Regions from separate parts of the Mus musculus genome. Here region 1 is linked to region 2. Evidence: chromatin loops called from intact Hi-C (ENCODE). Cell type or tissue: heart. All regions are shown on one strand.

Region 1 (8,000 bases), 410 kb after region 2:
CTGGGCCGGCCGCACCCCCTTCAGGCCGCCTCCTCCTCCCGGGAAACCCTGAATAGACACATGCCTTGCAGAGTGGGTTATGCCCAACTGCAGGAATCTGGTGCAATGTGAAAGCATTTGATGGAGAGCTACGCCAGCTCCCTTCCTTCCAAGCTGTCTTGAAGCATTGTCAGGGGAGACACATGCCAGTCTGAAGGCACAAACCCAGAGGATTTGCGCACACGTACAAAGAAACAACCTCTGGAAGGATTAGTTGGAATTTTGGTGGTTTTCCTACTTAAAATACATTTACAGATCTATCTTCCCCATTGTCTCTGTAGGGGAAAAAAAATCACCGCTCAACCTTTGGGCACAGTACAAATTTGTGATGCTTTTTAAAATTATTTTGTTTAATAAGATAGATCTGTAAAGACAGCTCTCAGCTTAAGAAAGGTGTCTATAGAAATGGTATTCCTAGATCCTGTAAAGCATCTTCTAAAAATTGACAGATGCAGGCTATCCTCCCTGCCCCCAGCAGCCCACACCCTGCCACTTTAGGGGTGTTGGTTGTTTTAGTTTGTTTTGTCTTAGCAGTTTCCACCTTACAGCAGTTGACTTGAGGCTCCTACCCACAACATTGCCAAGAACCCCTTCCCTCCCCTTTAAATAGAACTTACAAGTTAGAAAATAGTTTTGTTTTCATTTTTTTGTTTTTAAATTTTAATATAATCTTTTTTAACCAGCCCATAGATTTAATATATAAGCATATACAAGAAAAAGTCTCTCCCCACTCTGTACAAAAGTTGCTCTTTTTTGTGCATTCTATTGCATTTTATAAGTTTTTGAGGGAGGGGGAGTCATATTTGAGTTTCCTGTACCTTGTCCTTGGTATGGGTCTGAATTATATAAGGTTCAGAGATAGTGGTGACTGTGGGGTGCAGAGAGTTCCCCAGGCTGTTTTCTGTCCAGTGGGCCCCATGTGCTGGTTTGTAGGTGTTGTAGTTAATATGGTCATGTATTGTGGGCAACACTACTGCCCCCTCACCTGATACACCGGACGGAGCTGCTGTTGCTGCTGCAGGTGCTGCTGCTGGGATGTCTTCATCCACCTGGATAATCTCTACTGTCCTGGCAGCTGTGACTGTACTCCGCTGCTGGTGCCGCTTGCGAAGTTTATAGAAGACAATCAACATGGCAGCAGCTAGGAGAGTCACTGCCACAAAGCAGCCAATGATGATCTTGGTGGTCTTCATGACTTCATCCAGGCTGGTCTGCATCTTGTCAGTGGTATCTGTGGAGGGTACTGGCACCTGCTTGGGCACACGGGTGGTCTGAATGAGCACCGTGGTAGAGGTGGTATATGCCGGCTGGTAACCAGTGGATGTGGTGGGAACAGGCTTGTACTTCCGTGTTATGTCCTCAGGTGATATCTCTGTGGTTTCCACTGTTACAGTGGTGAAGAAGCTGAAGTTGGGGGTGTTGAGCTCGGCCGAGCTCACATTGAGGTAGGCCGAGGCATTGGAGTTGCCTGCCACATTGGTCACCATGCATGTGTATACTCCAGTGTCTATGAGCAGCACACGAGAAAAGTTCAAGGTGCCATCATTGAGAACAGAGATCCGGGGATGCCGGGAGGCGTGGCTGAGCACTGTCCCATTGGGCAGCAACCACTTCACAGAGGACATAGGGGGAGTCCGACACTTCAGTTCTGCCATCCGATCCTCAGAGATATTGAGGTCCCGGGGTGCATCCATGATGAAAGGGGCAGAGCACTGAAAGGCAGCCTGGTCCACCTCTACCAGGTAGCGGCCTCGCATGTGCATGGGAGCATGACAGCGGCCACAGCAGGTGGAATTGGTTGGGATATACTCCCGAAGCCACCAAGCCAGCCACAGAATATCACAATCACAGTTCCAAGGATTGTGGTGTAGGTGCAACTCCACCAGGTATCTCAGGGGTGTGAAGAGGTCATGGGGCAAAGATGAGAGGTTATTGTGGGCTAAGTTGAGTTCCACGAGGGAAGCCAGTCCGTCAAAAGCATTCCGCTCAATCAGGCTGACCTGTGAGTTCATCACCCACAGTTTTTTGAGGGAGCTTAGGCCATGGAAGGACCCAGGCCTGATCTCAGGAAAGTGGTTCCCTGACATCTCAAGCTCCTCGAGCCCCACCAGGGGTGTAAGATTGGGCATATCCTTAATGTTGCACATGCCCAAGTTCAGGTACTTGAGGTTGAACAGCCCCTCAAAAGCCCCCTCAGAGATATACTCCAGCTTCTTGAGTTCCCCCAAGTCCAGACGCATGAGGGAGGGCACCCGGTTGAAGGCATAAGAAGGGATGCTCTCAATGGGATTGTTTCGCAGCCAGAGCTCCCGCAGTTTGGACAGGTACTCAAAGGCCCCACTGGGGATGACTGTCAGCCAGTTGTCGAACAGTTCCAGAGTGTTGAGACTGGCGAGGCCATTGAAGGCCCCCACCTCTATCTGCCTGATGGAGTTCCTGCCCAGCTGCAGGACCTCCAGGTGATGGAGGTGCCTGAAGGTGTCGGCCTGAATCATCTGGATGTTGTTTTCCATGAGGTTGAGATACCGGGTGTTGGAAGGAATACCCTGTGGGACCTCAGAGAGTCCCCGGCGGGTGCACACCACCTTGCTGAACTGGTTACTGCAGGAACAGACGGAGGGGCAGTTTTGGGGCCCGGCTGAAGCGGCAGCAGCGATGGCTGCACACAGAATCCACACTTGCGCCGTGAGGTAGACGACGGGAAGCAGGACGGCATTCCAGGTGTGGTGCACAGTTACCTGCCACAAGAGCTTCATGGTGTGGCACGTTCATAATTCACCATCGCCTGGGATTTTGGCTTGGAAAAGAGAACCAGCCTTACCCCGGCTTAAGTGAGCTAGGAGCTCCTCTTTCCATCTGGAGAAGGAGGTGGGGAGGGGGCGATTAGAGACAAGCAGATCGGCCTAGAAAAACCCTGCGAAACTACTGAGCGGCCCCTCATCTACCAGCCCACCCTCAAGGCCAACCCATAGAAAGCTAAGACTCTCTCCCACGTTGCGACCATCCCCACCCAATTCCCTGTCACCTACCTCGGAAGGAAAGCAGGAAAGAATTAGCGCTGTGTCCTTAAGCTTTCTCCACGAGAGCTGGGCTCATCGTTCCCATTCTGACTTTAGTTTTAATTAACAAAGGGGGAAGTAGTGGGGGCAGGGAGGGCAGAGGGGAGGGGAGGGGAGGGGTAGGGGAGACAAAATGGCTTCTAGTAAATCCGGAGCCGGCGAAGCCGCGGAGTTGAGGCGCGCCAGGGAGAGCCAAGGCCCGGCGGGCTATGCAGGTGCATGCCCCCCCGAGAGCCCGAGGAGCGGCGCCACCAGCGCTTCCCTGCTTTGTCCTTGGACCCTGGCACCAGCTTGTTCCAGTCGCGGGAGAAGGCGCTTCATCGCCAAAGTGTGTCTCCAGCCCCCAGCCCTCTCCCTGGGCCGCCGCGGGGGATGGGGGTGCGGGGGCGCTCCCGAAGCCGCCCAGGCCGCGCTCGCTGGTTGCTGCGCTGCTCTCCACTCTGCTTTCCCAGCGTCGGCCGCCCAGAGCTGGCGGCAGCTGATTGCAGTCGTGAGCTCGCGGGGCTGCGAGAGTTAAGAGGTGTTCGCTGCGCCTTCGCCCTCCCTAGGCACACACCCCCTTTTCTCTTCGCCTCTTCTCGGAAGGGTTAAAAAGACAAAAACTGGGCTCAGTTCTCCAGTCCCGCCGTCTGCTGGTGCGGGGAGCGGTAATCCGTCCAGCCCCAGAGGGGCAGCGGCGTGGACGTGGTGCTGGGACCCAGTCCGCGAACGGAGGAGCGCGCAGCGCCCGCGGTCGCGCCCGCACCGCAGGCCCCTTCAGGGAGTCCGGGGGCGGGCGCGGGTCCGGCAGCGGCGGCGGCCGCAGCCCCCGGCAGCGCGCAAGCGCCCGCCGCCGCCCGCCACTGCTGGGCTCCCGGCGCGCCGCCGGCCCCGGCTTTGTGCGGAGAGTGCGAGTTCGCCGCTGGGCTCCCGGAGCCTTCAGCAACGGAGCTGCCAGCGGGCTGCTGCAGCGGCCAGAGCGCTGGCGACGGCAGCGTGAGCAGTGGGGGTAGCGGCTGCGGGAAACGCTCCGAAGCCGGTGAACATGGTCCCCGCTGGCTAGCGGCGGCGGTGGCAGCAGCGGGGCCCCTGCGCTCGGCGCCCACCGTCTCCTCCTCGCGCCGGGCTCGCGGTGTTGCAGGTGGCAGCCACGCAGACTGCTCTCTCATCCTTTTGTCCTTCAGTCAGAACGTGAATGTACTGCTGACGCATACTGTTCTAGGGAGAAGATTAGCGTGATGCAGTGCTCTTATGTATTAACACCGCTCTCCCTCTGCCGCCTGCCCTCAAGGGGTTAACGCCGCGCCTTCCAGCACGCGCTGGCTCGCGCCGCGCAGCCCCGAGTCGCGGAGGGCTGCCTGCCTTCCTCGCTTCTTCCTTCCTTCCTTCCTTCCTTCCTTCCTTCCTTCCTTCCTTCCTTCCTTCTTTTTCCCCACCCCCCTCCCCCCTCCCCCGCAGCTTCCTCCCCGCCCCCTCTAGACGATCGGAGCGGCCCGAGCGGGCGAGCGGGCGAGCGAGTCCGAGTGAGCGTCAAGTGAGGGGCTGCGCGCTAGTCGCAGGCGTTCGCAGCTATTTTGGTCAGGTCGGAGCGAGTGGCTGGTTGGCCGCTGATAGGCTGGAGCCGTGCGGGGCTGCAGCGGAGACTGCGCGGCCCCCACCCGAGCCACCCAGCACCCTACAGCCGTGGACTGCTGGGCTCAGGGGCCCGGGTGCGGCGGCCCTCGGTGGGGCTGCAGCAGTTGGCCGGCCTCCTACGAGCGCCCGCGTCATCCGCACCCCCGCTGAATGCTGACGGGGTGCCTGGCTGCGCGGCCAGAGTTTGGATCTGCAGGATGGTGGGGACCTAGGGGCAGGCAGCCGAATCCACGCAAGGGCTGCGTTGAGTCAGAAGACCAAAGTCTATGCTTCGCCTTACTCTGTGCCTGTCCTTCCAGTCCCCTCTCTCGAACATTTTCTTGCCCCCTCCCCTCTCCCACAGTAACTAGGGCTTTAAATGATAGTTTTCTTAATGAGGGCTGTGGGGGCGGGAAACAGTGGGAAGAAAGACCAAATTCAAGGAGTCGGGGAAATGACAACCTGGGGAGGATTGAGGTGAGTTCTGAGAACCCATGGTGCAGCAGCCCGTGGTTCATTCATTGGGGAGCTGCCTGCAGCCTTGCCTCTCAGATGCCCCCTTCCCCTCCCCTGTATGCAGGGGCCAGTAAGGTAATTTATGCCTTCTGCCCCTGGAGCTGCACCAGCCTCTCTCTGGGAGTCCCTTAGCAGCTTGCTGAAAGGGGAGTTCTGGTCCCTGCTTTGACAGGCTATTGTAAAAGCATAGGTCAGCATTTGCCAACTCATTTCCTCCATAAAAGAACCTCTTTTCTCAACCATGTGAGGGTGAAACAATCTATAGATTAGCACTGTGCTGTAGGTCCAGTAGAATCACTGAGATCCTCCCAGCTTTTGCCTGTTATCTAACAAGTGTGTTGTTTAACCCCATTGTTCCCACGTGGGCTGTTACTTACGGATGAGGACCCCAGGATTTCCCAACTTCCTGAACTCTACCACAGCCATAATCTCAGTATTATCTGCTTCTTCAAACCCTAAACCTTCTCCAAGTCCTAGAAAGTTCCAATGTCCACAATTTTGTATTCCTGTCCTTTACCAAGACCGTGACATTTATATTCGCTGTCAAGGAAAAACATTAGCATGATATTTTTGAGCCATTTCTTTATGATTCATTTTATGAATGGGTAGAATAAAGTATGTGACTAGAGTCCCACATATACTAAGTTGTAGCACCAGGATTTGAACCCTGACAAGCCCCACACAGATTGGTGTCAGGGCTCTTGGGCGTAGGCATGATTCCACAGAGTGTTCTTACAGACTAATGCAGTCAGACTTCACCCTCCACTCGCTAGTCCTTGTTAGGGTGTTTGTGTGCCCACCATGCTAAGAATGTACCTGCGACTGCTCTGGTGAAGAGACTGCCCCCTGTTGTCTCCATTTTCCAGGTAAAGCACTTGTGCCAGATAGTGACAGTCAGCTTTTCAAGTCAGTCTTCAATTCATGAGACCAGTGAGTTCATCCCTAACAGAATATCCACTGTATCTACTGCCCAGGCCAGTGGTGGAGGCAAGGTTGGGGAGAGACTGAACATTCAATCAAGGGTATATGAGAAATCAGAAAGAGCATGAGAGAAAGGACTAAGAAAGTCAGTCCTACAAACGTATCACTTGTGATGAGAGATCAGAGGGAGAAATTAGAAACTGAGGTAAGCCCTACACTCATGCTAAGGTCTAATTCCAGTTGACTCTGCAGTGGCTTTCCCCTTGGAGACAGGGTTTTGTTTTAAAGCCTAGACTGGCCTTGAATTCATAGCGATCCTCTAGCCTCAACCTTTCAACTCTTGTAATTCCAGGCATGTGCCCCAATCCTTTGAATTCCTCATTAAAGCCCGTGTGTAAGAAGGATGTCACTGTCTTGTGGGCCCAGGAAATGTGAGCCTGGTACACCAGGAATCTGTGGGGAAAGCTGTCGTTGACCCAGCTGCAACTAAGCAGGGAAAGTGTTGTGTTATTGGGGATATTGGGGGTGGGTATCACTAGGGAATGGGTGGCACACAGGAGTATGGTGCCTCTCTCTCCTTTCAGGAAAAGGGGCTCTGCCTGAACTGGTTTCCTGCTTGTGTAGGCAAACTGGGGCCCCATCTGTTCAGCTGCTGCCCCCACATTGTAAAGGTAGATGGGAGGGAGGGTGGGCTGAGTTGGATTAAATCACTACTAGGAACAAGATTATCTCGTAGTAAATGAAGTCGGTGCTGATTAGAGTAAATGTTCCCAAATTCAGTGGAGTGCTACATGGGATTGCTTTACCCTTTATGGGCCAGCTAGGCCACAGAAGTTCCTGGAACCTACAGAGTAGACTAAAGAAGAGGCTGTCAAACCTGCAGTTCACAGTCCTCCTGACCTGAAGCAGTCTTCCAGCGTCTTACTGAGTTTCCTCTGGTATTTTGCCCCTCACAACTAGTAGTTCTGGCTGGTGCCTGGATCTGTAGTAGTACCACTAAGAAATAAGAGAAGGCAGTTCACATTTAAATAAGGAACACTGCAGTGGACTGAGAACATGGGCAGTTTCACATAGGCACTGTTAAAAGAATGCTAAAGGTGTGTTCAAGAGGCTGGCCAAAGCCTGGGTCAGCAGCTCAGTTTTGAAGAATGGGCCTTGTACTGAAGTTGGGATGCCTGCGTTCTGGTTGTTGTTTCAGATTAGATAGAATGTATAATGAAGTATGCCTTGATTTATGAAATCAAGGAGATGGGCTAGAAAGTTTCACTTACTTCTCAGAGTCCATGACTTTCCCTCCTTTTCAGACAGGCAGCTTTGGGAAGAAGGCTGATCCTTTGGGGTTGTAGCCTTGGAATTAGGCTGTGGAGCTGAGGAGAGAATGTTCCCTTCAGTTTAGTATAAACATCCACAGGACTGGAATAGAGCTGATCACAGATCACAGCATGTTCATTTTTAAAGAATCCTTAAGAGAGATCATATTGACTTGGCCTCTCACTTTATTGATGTTAAGGAAACTCAGAAAGGCATGGTAACTTCCCTAAAGTCACATGACTAGTTAATATCAAAGTCTGTCCCTCTGAGTTCCTTCTATCAGTATGCTGATATGTGGCTAATTGGCCTTTAAAGCCTGGGCTTGAAGATATTATCAAATGCTTGCTCTGTATTCTTTGTGAGCAGACATGTTCTATGCTTACTGTTTTGGGGGTAAAGGTGGAGTTTTGATAGTGCTAACATGCCATTTCATATGACTTGGGATTCTGATAAGAAGTCAAAGGAATGTTCATGTAGAGGGACCCAGGGCTGCCAGGCTGGCCCACTCCCTACTTTGCAAATATGTCTGTCCCTGAGGCATTATCCTCAGCAGCCACTAGA
Region 2 (8,000 bases):
GAGCCTGCCCTTCCCACAATAAAAGAGGCACGGAGATTTCAGGAGTTGGTAAGAAAACAAAAAGTATCTATCATCTCTTGCCGGAAGGCCACCAGCTCCCACCGCTTGGGAGCCGCATTAGCACTTGTTTCTCTTCAGGACTGAAGTGCAAGATCGTGAGGATGGCGGTGAGCGTCTGCTGGCGGCCCAGGCTGTCGGGCAGGGTCAGGAAGCGGTAGATGATGTTTTTGAGATATTCCAGGTTGGCTCCCTCCCTGCTCTGGTCCCTCATATTCTTTTCGATGTGGCTCTGGAGGGCTCCAACCTCCTCTCGATGCCGCTCGCCCTCCTCCAGCAGCCTTTCCTGCAGCTGATGGGCTTCTACCTCCAGCCTGTGTTTCTGCTTCCTCAGAGATGTGATCTCCACCTCCTTGCGGGCCAACTGCTCAGCATAAAGAAAGAAGGTGGGCTCGTTGGCTGCAGCAAGCTGCAGGGCCTGGGTCAAGCTATCTGAGGAGGCTGTGTCGGCTGGGTCCCCAAGACCTCCACCACCCACTCCTCCCACGGGGCTTCTGCGTCCTGGCAACCCAGAGGACAAGGCCACAGAACGTAGTTGCTCCAGCTCCAAGTCCTTCTCCGCGAGCACAGCCAGGGCCCGGTCCCGCTGCTTGTGTAGCTCCTCCTCCAGTTTCAGTGTGCGGTCCCTGAAGTCCAGCTGGCTGCGCTCCAGTTCCTGCCGATGGAGCTGCTGCAGCCGGGCCAGTTCCTGCTTCCAGTCCTCAGCCTCCTGCTGGTGCTGGCTTTCCAGCTCCTCACAGGACAGCCGCAGGGAGATATACTTGTCCTTCAGCTCTGCGAGCTGCTCCTGTGCTGCCTCCAGCTCCTTCCCCAGGCTCCCATCTTTGGTGTTCTTGCTTTTGAGCACAACTTGGGCTCGCATCTTATACCGCTCAAACTCTTCCTTCAGCTGCTTCAGCTCCTGTTGGTAGTAGAGCGCGGTAGCCTTTTCCCCGTCAGCAGCCTCGGAGTTGGCCATTATCTCAGGGTCGCAGAGCTTCTCCACATCCAGGGTCACCTGGCTTTTCCTAGCTGCAACCTGTAGTAGCTTCTTGAGCTTCTCCATCTTGTCCTTCAAGACATTGATATCCAGACTGGATTCGTCGCCATGGATGTCAAGGGAGGACCGGCTAGAGGCTGCGAGGGCCAGTGTCTTGTTCTCCAGGTCCAGCTGCAGAAGTCGCTCCTTCAGCTTCTGGATGGCCAGCTGGTCTTTCTGCTTGGCTTTCTCGTAGGTGCCCAGCAGTTCAGATACCTCAGAGATCTGGCTCTCCAGGGCTGCTACTCTCTGCTCTTCTACCTGAGACTGCTGGCGGAGCTGGTCCTCTGCAAGGGCTGTCTGCAAAGCAAAGAACAGGTGACAAGGCATCCAGGAAAGTCACAAAACCCCTAGAGTCAACTGGGTGTGGGGGAGGAGACAGAGAAGTGAACAGGGCTTGGAATAACCCAGAACAAGTGGGAACTGGGGATTTTTAACTGAAGTGCCCTTTCTACCATAGTTTTCCATTCTTCATTAAGCTTGAATACAAAGTATGTTTCTGTTAGCCAAATCATTTAAAGAAACCGTGTAACATTCTTTCCCTTTCCCAACATGCCTGTAAATTCAAACCCAACCTAGATCCCTCTCTCTACTGAAAGGGAACACTATAAAACAGTTGAGGCAAACCTCACCTGAGCGTATACACAAGGCATTTCTTCTGGGGAAAATCCCCTTTGCTTCCTCCAGTCACCTTACCTAGAAGCACACACTTCTCAGGATACACACAAGCTTTCCCTACACAGCTGTCACTGTATCACCTCAAGCAGCACAGCTGGTAAGATGCCAACACCCAAGGCCTAGATAGAGCTATCTGGCTTGAACCCAGAAATACTCAGGAACTCTTCATCCTGTTAGAAGGACACCACACAAAGCCACACTTCACGGGACTCACTGATGCAATTTTTTCACTTGGCATCAAATATCACTATGCATGTTGGGAATGTGGAACCAGACCAAAGTCCCAGTACTCACACTAACAACTCACGCTATCTCACCAGGCATCCCTTGACTAAAACAAGACCCTGCCTTAAGTGGGGAGAGGGGTGCCCTTAATCCTAGCACTTGGTATGGAAAAGCAGGCAAATCCCTGTGAGTTCAAGGGCAGACTGGGTTACATGGTAAGACCCTGCCTCATGAAAACACACACAGAGAAACAAACACACACACACACACACACACACACACACATAGGGATGCATTACAGTTATCTAATGACCAGAAGAGAAAAATAATAATTTCCTATGTAAGCTAAAATGACTATTTGAAGGATATGAGAATAATTACCTTCCTCATTTCTTGCTGCAATTGGGCCTGGAAATGGCTTTTAAGACGGGCAGCCTCTTGCTGAAGCTCCTGCAGCCGGGGGTCTGGTCGGTTCTTCTCATCTCGAATGGTTTGCAGCTCACCTTTCAGCTCCTCTACCTCTCGGGTCAGCTGCTTGGTCTGCAGTTCAAACCCTTCGACCTGATCAGCGGCATATGCCCGCCCTGCCAAGGCTTCTCTGGTCTCTTCTAAGCGAAGTTCCAGGTCCTGGCGCTGGGTCCTCTCCTCCTGCAAGAGCTTCTGAAGCTCGCGCAGCATCAAGGCATGGTCACTCTGCTCCTGGGCACGATCGTGCTGCTGTGTAATGAGGCGGGCTTTGGTTTCTGCTATCTGCTCTTGCAGCACCTTCAAGTCTCCCTCCAGGCGACCCCGCTCTTCCTCTGCCTTTTTATTGGCATCCTCTAAGTCCTGCTTCATCTTCTTCTTATCCGCCAGGTAAGACGCCTCCATACGGGACTTTTCCTGAGTGACTGTCGCCAAGGAGCTAGTCAAAGTGGCCAACTGAGTCTTCAGCTGATGCACTCTTTTGTCCATCTCACTACCGGCAGATGGCCCATCCCCACTGCTACTACTAACGCCACTCTCTGACCCACTGGCCTCTTCAGACTTTGGGGGAAGTGGTCCACGGGCCGCTCTGTCATCTTCAACCCCAAATTCACCCTTGACACTTGTAAGACTGGCTGCGGTATCCAAGCTAGTGGCAGTTCCGGTGCTGTCCTCACTGTGAGTGGAGCACCGGTCATCCACAGAATCAGGAAACGTGAGACCTGGAGGCTGCACACCTGAGAGGCCTACATCCGCCTCGTGGGATACCGACAGTACCTTGATGCTGGCCTCCAGGGCTTCTTTCTCCTTCAGCAGGCTTTTATAGGCACGCACCACATCCTTGAGTCTTGCCTGGTACTGGAGAAGCTGCTTTTTCTGTGTCTCGATGGTCTCCAAGAGATCCTTCTTACTTGGGCCGCCCCCGAAATTCATCCCAAACTTCTCCATGGGGGTTCTGGCGTGGACCGCTCCACGTCAACGTTCTTGCAGCCCTGGGCAGAGCCACAGGGACAGCTAAAAGTGAAGCAGAGAGAACCGTCTGGCTGCAGGCAATACACCCGGTCCGTCCAGCGGTCCGGGCGGGATGAGGGGCCGCGGTGGCCAGGCAAAAGCACTGCAGGAGCCAGGCCGAAGGTGGGAGCCAGTTCCAACCTGGAGGCGGAGTGACGCTGACCTAGCAGGAGCAGTCAGCCTAGGCTCTCCAGTACAGGCCCTGAGCCTGTCCCGCCCTAGCCGCTCCTGTGGCCACCGCAACCTAGACCCGCCTCCCTCCGCCCACGATAAGCCCAGGGTTTACACTAAGCCGGGTTCCATCACGATTTCCCAACAACTGGAACAGCACCGCTTCCGGGTCTCCTGGAAGTGACGGCAGCAAAACGCCACAGACCCCGCCCCGCCGTGGGCGTGAGATGGGTGGGGCTTCCGCACCGTGTCTGCTGGTGGCCTGGAGAGGGAGTAACCCGTAGGTAAGTCTAGAGCAAGCACCTGAGCAGTGGTTTGGAGATGCCTAACTTTGCCCTCAAGCTACCACCAGTGAGCGACAGGGGGCGACGTCGCACTGCATTTGCCCCAAAAACATAGATGAAAGACGCATCAAACTATTTGGGGCAATGTCCAACATTTGGGGCAACAGTTAGGACTCATACTAGGAAAACGAGGCCGGTACCTGGTTAACGTAAAGCATAATAGCTCCCTCCCTTAGTTCTGATTAGTAAAAGGGGCATTATATAGCCATAAGGCCCATCTTGCATACCAGCATATGCTGGGGTCAGGGCTGTGTCACAAGAGTTACACTTACGGGAACATAGAGTAAAATGTACAGAGGGGTAACATGTCCAATGTCACTCAGCTAGGAAGTTTAGGAGTCCTATCTCAGTCTGCCTCTCAACATACTACATGCTATGCCAGATAGCACTACTGAAGAAGCATGGCCTTGTCCCAAGAAACTCCTAACAGCAAGGACACAGAGATTCAAACAGGTAGCTCCTGCCTTCACACTAGTGTGTCGGGGCATTGCAGAAGTGGTATAAAGGAGATGAGGCACCTGCCAGGACAGAGACTCTTAGGGGAAATGATTTGAAGTTTGAGAGATGAGTAGACTGCCAAGCTCAATGCAGATGTGGGAAACCAGCATGGAGGAAAGTGGAAAGGTGTATAGGGACGTCAGGCATCAGTGAGCCTAACTTGCCCAGGAAGCTTATGGTGTGGGAGAAGGGTGGCTACTGATGAGGCTGGAACAAAGGACCCAACTTAAAGGCATTTAGATTTTACCTTAGGTGACAAGACATGAAAAGATTTTCATCTCAAGAGCACACCATCAAGTCTCCTTTTTCTTTTCCATCAAGACTCTTGTGGGGACTGTAAGACGACTCAGCAGTAAAGGCACTTTCCACCCAGGCCCAATGATCTGACCTGAGTTCTATCACCAGGGCCCACACGGTGGAAAGAGAGAACATATTCCCACAGGTTGTCCTCTGAGAGCTACACCTCCACACATGAACACGAAATAAAAGTGGGGAGGGAGCCAGGCGTGGTGGCGCACGCCTTTAATCCCAGCACTTGGGAGGCAGAGGCAGGTGGATTTCTGAGTTCGAGGCGAGCCGGGTCTACAAAGTGAATTCCAGGACAACCAGGGCTATACAGAGAAACCCTGTCTCGAAAAAAAAAAAAAAAAAAGGGTGGGGAGGAGCTAGAAACAAAATAAGATTCCTGTGACATTATGAAGATACCAAGCCTGTGAGAGGGGTGCGGGGAGGGAAAGAGATGAAATAAGAGTGACAACGGGTTTTAAGAAAATATTTCTGTAATAAAAATCTACTCAAGATGCCAAGGCAGCCGTCACATCTCCGTGAGTTCGAGACTAGGCTGGTCTACATAGCAAGTTCCAGACCACCCAAGGCTACATAGTGGACATAGTGTTTCAAAACAAAAGACAATGAGCTACTTTGAGAATCTTTTAAATGTACTTTTCGACTCTATCAAAGTCTTCTCAGGAATGCAAGTTTACCACTTAAGAGTAAAGCAAAGTCCTGCGGTCACCGGAGACCCAGAACAAGTCCCCTTCCAAGCCCTGGTCCCCAGGCAGGCTGCCAGGCCTCCCTAGACTTCAGTTCTTCCGCAAACGCGCCTGGGGGGCGGGGCCGGGGCGGACCCGGAGGGGCGGGGCCACGTGACGTCGGGCGGACCCGGACGCGCGGAGGTGGCGGCGGCGGCGGCGGCGGCGCCTCCTCCTTCTGCTGTTGCGCCCCATCCCCCCGCGGCCGGCCGGTTCCAGCCCTCGCCCCGCGTCCCCTGCCCGCGCCCCCGCCCCGGGCCCCGCCATGGGCCTCACGGTGTCCGCGCTCTTTTCGCGGATCTTCGGGAAGAAGCAGATGCGGATCCTTATGGGTGAGGCAGATCGAGCGCGCGGCCCGCTTGGGGCGCCGGCCCCGCCGCAGCCCTCCCGCCCCCGCGTCCCTCTAGCCCCGCTCACCTGGTACCCTGACCCCGAGACACCCCACCGCCAAAGCCTCTGGGGGCCGCGCTCCCGTGCAAACCAGGATCTGCAGTGTCGGCCCTGGGCCTGAAACCCGGAGCTGGGGCCTGGGTGGGGTGACGCTTCCTCCGCCCCAGCCCGGCTGCTAAGAAGGGAGGATTCCGCCCTTGGAAACGACTTTTCAAAGGAACGCGGCCTTCCTCCCAGGTCCCCTACCTCCCTAGCCCCTCTCGCCCCTCGGGCACTTGAGGGGCAGGAGTTGGCACTCGCCACCCAGACTGCCCTCAAGGCCCGGAAGGTGGAGAAGAGCGCGCACCTGGAGGCCCTCCTGCTCTCCGCCCCCATCACCATCAGCTGGCCAGGCCTCTCCCTGTCCCTGGGCTCTAGGGGGCTCCCTCGCTCCCGTCTCCATTCTTTGCCCCCCCCCCCCCCCTTCTCCGTTGCAGTTGGCTTGGATGCGGCTGGCAAGACTACCATCCTGTACAAACTGAAGTTGGGGGAGATTGTCACCACCATCCCCACTATAGGTGAGTCCAGGACAAGGAGCGGGAAGCAGGAATGTCGCTTTGAGCCTTGTCGGGGTCTGCTCCCACTTCTGCCTAGGCCCTTATCTGTCCCTGACCCTGACACCAGATACAGCTACTTGAGAAATGGGTCACCGTATCTCTAAGCGCCTGATGGTGCCTGAGGCGTGGACCATGAGCCTAGCATATCTGTTGACCTCCGGTCCTCTGGATTCTATTCCCCTTGGCCTTGGTGGTCATTGCCTTCTGGATTTGTGTCCTTTGCAGAGATCGGAGTGGTTTTAGTGAGTTCCTTTGAGGACCTGTTTTTTACCCTCTTCACTCAAAAAAAAAAAAAAATGGTTTTTCCTGCAGGCTTCAATGTGGAAACAGTGGAATATAAGAACATCTGTTTCACAGTGTGGGATGTTGGAGGCCAGGATAAGATTCGGCCTCTGTGGCGGCACTACTTCCAGAACACTCAGGTGCAGTTGGGTTGGGAGGTGGGGGAGACAACCCCTGGGAGAGGGCTTGAGTTAGACCACGACTGGGCTGTCACCGCTCTCATCTTTGCTAAGCTTAAGAATTCACCCTCACCTTATTCTGGGAAGCAGAGTTCTAGGGCCATGCTGTCTTCTGTAGTTCTCAACAACACAGCTTTTCCCTCGCTCCCTCCCTCCCTCCCTCAGTGGTCTCTGCAGACTAGAAGTTTACCAGATAAGAAAGGCTAATACAACTCAAGATGGGAGAAGTGAGACCAGGCCAGGTGAGGGTGGGACCTAGGTAGGAGTGACCCCTTCTGCTTCCTTTCTTCCTTCCCACCCAGGGCCTCATCTTTGTGGTAGACAGCAACGACCGGGAGCGGGTCCAGGAGTCTGCTGATGAACTCCAGAAGATGGTAAATACCGAGCTCTGGGAACCGAGCCCTGGGCTTTTGGACAGAGTCCTCCGGGGGGTGGTAGGAAGTCCAGAACACTAAGGGCAGGAGGTTTTCTGTCATGGCACTAGATAAGTCCTATCTTATCTACTTTAGACAGGACTTTTTAATTTAAATCCTTTCCATCCAAGTCTACGGAGTTGGGAGAAAGAGAGGGGTTGTCTATGCTAAAGAGAAATAGCATCTCGTGTTACTTGTTCTTTTGTTTTCTGTTGGAATTTTTGTCATCTTTGCTTAGCACAAGTTCTTAAATTAGGATAGTTCAGTTTTTTTGTAGAGGTAAAGTTTAGGGGGCTGGAGCTTACTTAGAGCCGTGTTGACGTTCAGCAATGAACTACACAGTTCACTGTCTTTTTCCTACAAAGACTCTGGAGGTTTGAAATGGGAGCTCCCCAGCAGTGCAGTCAGCCGGGGGGCCTTGAAACCACAGGTCCCACTCTCCCTTCTCCCCTCAGCTGCAGGAGGATGAGCTCCGGGATGCGGTGCTGCTGGTGTTTGCCAACAAGCAGGACATGCCCAATGCCATGCCCGTGAGCGAGCTGACTGACAAGCTGGGCCTTCAGCACCTGCGTAGCCGCACGGTAAGGCTCACGTCCCCTCGGCACTGGGCCCCGTGCTCTCCTGGGCCCGCTGGACAGAGAA

The links. Peaks named below come from ENCODE experiments on the same cell type or tissue, not always from the same donor. Only the 100,000 strongest peaks of a DNase experiment are listed, where the experiment ranks them.
Region 1: it touches region 2 in a loop (4-fold over the local background); 4 of 42 quality-filtered maps call a loop at or near these places.

Annotation. Positions count from the first base shown.
Region 1 is chr6:28,828,820-28,836,819 of GRCm38, forward strand. The region is part of intron 16 of Snd1 (staphylococcal nuclease and tudor domain containing 1); the gene reads left to right. It overlaps Lrrc4 (leucine rich repeat containing 4), which reads right to left and starts at 2,928. Exons shown (of 1, transcript NM_138682.2): 1 at 1-2,928. The coding sequence starts at 2,795. The coding sequence ends at 837. In heart, CTCF peaks have their summits at 4,212 and 7,987; DNase peaks (open chromatin) are centred at 4,402 and 4,482; H3K4me3 peaks cover 2,883 bases; H3K27ac peaks cover 1,870 bases; H3K27me3 peaks cover 3,063 bases.
Region 2 is chr6:28,417,926-28,425,925 of GRCm38, forward strand. Gcc1 (golgi coiled coil 1) reads right to left here and starts at 3,799. Exons shown (of 2, transcript NM_028900.4): 1 at 2,360-3,799; 2 at 1-1,375. The coding sequence starts at 3,391. The coding sequence ends at 71. It overlaps Arf5 (ADP-ribosylation factor 5), which reads left to right and starts at 5,679. Exons shown (of 6, transcript NM_007480.2): 1 at 5,679-5,830; 2 at 6,365-6,445; 3 at 6,797-6,906; 4 at 7,248-7,319; 5 at 7,814-7,939. The coding sequence starts at 5,764. In heart, CTCF peaks have their summits at 772, 3,963 and 6,274; DNase peaks (open chromatin) are centred at 686, 2,636, 3,806, 5,586 and 2 weaker places; H3K4me3 peaks cover 4,387 bases; H3K27ac peaks cover 3,685 bases.